2 separate regions of the Mus musculus genome follow, and region 2 is linked to region 1. Evidence: chromatin loops called from intact Hi-C (ENCODE). Cell type or tissue: left cerebral cortex. All regions are shown on one strand. Region 1 has its middle 8.8 kb from the start of Gm30489. Region 2 overlaps F13a1 (coagulation factor XIII, A1 subunit).

Region 1 (2,500 bases):
CCTGGCTGCCTCTGAGGCTTGGACCCTGCAGTATGCACACACCAGACCTCCTGGCACTTGAGACCCCTTTTGCAGTCACTGTCATTGAATGACAAGCTTGAGAGCCTTGCTTCCTTAGAAGGACTAAGGACTTCTGAAACAAGGGACAGGGCCACCCACCCCAGAGGAGCATAGACCACATTGTCACATCTTGTTGCAAGGGCAGCTGAGAAAATGAGCAGAGCAGTCTTTCCTACCTGTGGTTTTGGTTGCTGCAGTTTCTGTCAACCATGGTCTGAGAATGGAATAGAAAGTTTCAGAAACAAAGATTCATACTTCTTGCTTGTCACCCTGAGCACAAATTGCTCATCTCTGAGCCTCCAGGAAAGTGAATACACCCTTTGTCACTGGGCCCATGATGGAGAGAGGGCATGGGGGGAGGAAGTCATTTACATGACTTTTATTACAATATATTGTTACAATAGCTCTATGATTGCTGTTATTACTCTTACTATGCCTAATTTTATAAATTAAATTTGATTATAATCTTAATAGAGTATAAAACAGTGTATAGGACTTAGAACTTTGTGTGACTCAGAGTACACTGTGACATCTTCACTGAGAATGGGGGGGGGGCTTTTAAAATATATTGGAGTAGGATGTGGGTGCTGTCTCCACCAAAACTCATTAGTTTTCAGAAGTCCCCTAACATGAGAAAAAGGATAAAATTTCAGGTAGACAAAAAGATTGATCATGTACTCAGTAGAGTTTAGCAGTTTGGAAGGGAACACAGACTAGAGTCTGGGATTGGTATACTCACTCTTGAAGGGAATTCTTTTCAACTAGAGGGTGTAGTACAGGGGTGTAGATGCTGAAGATGGAAATTTAGAGACAATGGAACTTATGAGGCCGAAGGAGTCAAGGATGAGACAACAGATAAGTTCTTAAGATATTTTCCATGGAGTGGAGAGAGTCCTAAGCCTGGGGAAACATTAGTCTTTTGATTCAGAGCTCAAGGTTGGCCATTTTTTTCCATTCAAAAAAGTCACTGGGTAAGTTGTGGGTTGATTTTGAGGAAGCAATTGTGGGAGGCATGATGAAACCATTTCTAAGCATGACAGAGAATACTCACTGTACAATTGGAAATGATTTTTACTCGTGTTGTAAAATTACTCACCTGCTCTATTTACTGGCCCCTTAAGGAGAGTCTAGTTGTGGAGTATAGTTTAGCAATTGACTTTATGCGTTTCCCTGAATACTCAATGTCTTCCAGCTAGGTCCTTCTGCACATTGAGTGATAGTTGTTATCAATATTTGAAATCTCTGGCTAAGTAGAGACATTCTGTACACTGGCTTCTGCAGACACCTGCTGAGCAGGGAATCACAGGATCACAGCATTGTTGGAGATGCGTTTACAGTGAAATACATGAAGGGGGGCAGGTACATGGAGTTCTTTGGAGTCCACAGAGCCTGGTTTTTCTGTATTCCTTCTTAGTCAGAAAAATTCATTTTAATTTAATTGATGGAAGAATTAGCAGTGTTCTCTGGCATGGAAAAGAAGTGATGCAAGGTCTTCTGACCATATCTGTAGGTGTCTCAGTCACAGACAAAATACAACGGGCTACACATAATTACACAGAATAGAAAGTATTCTCTCACTGTATTCTCAGGGCTTAGAAATTCAGGATCCAGCTATTGGGAGGATTTCTCTCTGGTGATAGAATACCCTCTGTGTATTCCACAGGAATTTGATCTGGCTGGGTCTGAGGTTTGATTAGAGTACCTTGGAGTGTCCCAGTCCACTGTGGCAGCTCCCAACTAGAGACCAGGGTGTGACTTCATCACATTTATGTTCTTGTTGCTACATAACTTCTGGGGCTGTGGTATCACTGAGATATTGGCCAAAGAGACCATTGCCTATTGCTCAGCTTAAAGCCTGGAAGCCATGGTTTGATAGCTGGTATCCATTTCAAGAAAGTCTCAAACAAGACCTTGAGTAGATTCCATACTGCATGAAGTATTATGGGGGAAGAAACGGTGACCATAATAGTATGTTTTCTAGTTTGCTTCTTTGTTGTGAGAAAACAACACCAAAAGCAACTTTGGGAGGGAAGGGTTTATTTCATGTTACACTTCCAAACTAGTCCCTAGCTGAGAAAAGCTCAAGCAGGAACCAAGAGGTAGGAACTGAAGCAGAGACCATGAATATATACTGCATACTGGCATAGCTTCTTCAGCATCCCTTCTTATATAACCCAAACTACAAGCCTATGGACGGTGCTACCCACAGAGGGCTGGATGCTCTCTCACCAATTCTTAATTAAGAAAATGCCCTATAGACCTTACCACAGACAAGTCTGATGGGGGAAATTCGTTAACTGAGATACCCCCTTCCCAGATGACCCTAGTTTTCTATCGAGTTAATGAAAACTAAAGTGTAGTGAGAGATACCAGAGAGGTGAGGGGAAGGCTGGATGGAGAAGGCAGAAAAGTGTCGTGTCTGAATAGAGGGATATCTCCA
Region 2 (2,500 bases), 210 kb after region 1:
ACAAAGGCAGCTGTATTATAAACCAGATTGTCAGAAAGATACTAAGGAAGAAGATAAAGAGATTTAGAGAGTAGTGACCTCAGGTCATGATCCCCCCCAGCTAAGTTTATTGTTTATGCTTACAAATGCAGGTAGATTCTGGTTCAAGGTCAGCCTGGGACAGAGCGAGTTTAGGTCCAGGCCCAGGTGTGGTGGGAATGGTAATTTCAGGGCAGGATACCACACAGCTAAACTTTTGTTTTTGATTTTTTGTTGTTATTGTTTTTGTTTTGTTTTGTTTTGTTTTGTTTTGAGACAGGGTTTCTCTGTGTAGTCCTGGCTGTCCTGGAACTCACTTTGTAGACCAGACTGGCATCGAACTCAGAAATCTGCCTGCCTCTGCCTGCTGGGATTAAAGGTGTGCGTCACCACGCCCGGCTCCAGCTAAACTTATTATCTGTTTTTACAAAGGCAGGCAGATCTCTGAATTCATTTGCAATGCAAAAAAAATGTGCTTGATGTCTTTTTCTAAGAATCAGGGAGCTGGGGTCATGGAATGATGATTTGTGGGAGAATCAAAAGAGAACTTGAAGTAAATGACTGAATGTAAATAAAAGACTTGGCTTTGGTCTCTAAGAGCTGAGATATATGAATGAACTCTTCGGAGATCTCCAAAGCTGTCTTGAGCAGAACACACTCTGTCAGCTTGTACCCATGATTTGACTTTGAGTATTCTTTTGCCACTCTTGAACACTACTTCTTCAGAGCCCCTGTCTAAACTGAGGATGGTTCTTGGCTTCTGACCATGAGTACTGGTTTGGACTACCACACAGATCCAGAGCAAGTCTATGTCCCTCTGCTACTCTGAAGTTTAGAGATTACCGCGAGACAACCCTTGAGTAAAACCATCCCAACTTTTAACCTCTTTTTTAAGGAGTCATTCCCAGAGTATTCTAAATCCTTTTTTCATAATACATTTAATTTTGTCAGTTTCTCTCAGGAAAAGTTTGTCCTCAACTTATATACATTATTCTGACTGCAGTTTTCCAATAAACTACTAATGAGTCCACTACATCTTATAAAAATAAAAAAGCATATTTTGGTTTCTTCAGGTAAGGCATCATTGGGCACTGGTAGCTTACTATAGATTTACATTAAGCATCTGCTGAAACAAAACCCTTAAAACACACTCTGATGTCATTTCTATCAATAGGGGATTCAATTTCACACAGACACCCACAGATCTCTCACCTATGTAGTTACTTGGCTATATTTACTTATGTAACTGCTTTTTCTTCTTTGTAGCTCCTTTGTTAAGGCCTTGCATGAATTCATAATACATTCAATGGTAGAGTTGGCTCATTGCTCCGTGTTCTCACAATCATTTTGGACCTTACGTGTGCATTCAGTACACTTACTGTTCACTATAGTCAGATTTCTACAGGACATTGTTTTGTGTTGTCACCCAAGGCAGTAAAACAAGTATTCATTAGACAAATGCCTCATAATTGCAAGCTAAGTAAGCACAATGGTAAATGCCAAAAGGGGCATAAATGATAAGAGAAATTTAGGGTTCTGGGAAGGGATGTGGGAGAACTCCTTCCCAGAAGAAAGATAGGGTTCTATTTTCATTTCTATTGCTGGGATAAAACACTTTGAGCAAAAGCAATCTAGGGGAGAAATGGGTTTCTTTGGCTTACATTTCTAGGTCACAGTCCATCATTGAAGGAAGTCAGGATAAGAACTTGAAGCACAGAGCATGGAGCTTGCTCACAAACGCACGTGTAGCTAGCTTTCTTATATAGCCAAGGACCTCTTGCCTAGGAAATAACACTCCTACAATGGACTAGGTCTTCCTCAGTTAAGACAATCAAGACCATCCTTATAGACATACCTGAAGATTAATCTGGTAAAGATAAATACTCAGTTGAGACCCCCTTTTCAGGTGATTCTAGGCTGTGCCAAGTTGATAGTTAATGCTGGGAACAAGTGCACAGAGAGGAGGGTAACTCAAGCAAGAGTATGAGTGATCACAGAAGAAGCCGGAAGACAATAGGCTGGCTGGAGTGGGTTGAGGAACAGAATGAAAGCTCAAGGCCCAAGCTCTTTCAGGTCTTGTTGACCATGTCCAGTGGTTTAGACTTTGTAATGAGAATCCAGTGAGAATTCAAAATGGTAAACTGGCATGATGGTTAAGTCCATGCATAAACTTGTTAAACCGCTTCTGGGGACAAAATGGAGTAGGGTTGTGATGGTGTCAGTCTTGAGGTCCAATTAGAAAGCTGTTTCTCATTCTGGGTTGCAATTGGTGCTGAGGGCTAGCCGCTCCCTGTACACCTCCCTCCTCTGTCTGTGTTGACTGACCAGAGCCTGCAAAACATCTGCTCTGGTCCTCCCAACCTACCCAACCCCAGATTTATGACCTTTGAAAATATTTAAGATTCATGTCTCTGCATCAGTTTCTGCTAGAGCCAATCACCTGCCACTGCTGGAACAGAGATTGTACACAGATTGCCCTTAG

Evidence for each region. Hi-C counts contacts between places; a loop is a spot of excess contacts. Peaks named below come from ENCODE experiments on the same cell type or tissue, not always from the same donor. Only the 100,000 strongest peaks of a DNase experiment are listed, where the experiment ranks them.
Region 2: it touches region 1 in a loop (1.8-fold over the local background); 1 of 42 quality-filtered maps calls a loop at or near these places.

What each region holds. Positions count from the first base shown.
Region 1 is chr13:36,813,898-36,816,397 of GRCm38, forward strand. No RefSeq gene overlaps it. Among named protein-coding and RNA genes, the nearest start is that of Gm30489, 8.8 kb to the right of the region's middle. In left cerebral cortex, no CTCF peak of the experiment used is centred here; no DNase peak of the experiment used is centred here.
Region 2 is chr13:37,028,571-37,031,070 of GRCm38, forward strand. The region is part of intron 2 of F13a1 (coagulation factor XIII, A1 subunit); the gene reads right to left. Among named protein-coding and RNA genes, the nearest start is that of F13a1, 19 kb to the right of the region's middle. In left cerebral cortex, no CTCF peak of the experiment used is centred here; a DNase peak (open chromatin) is centred at 1,232.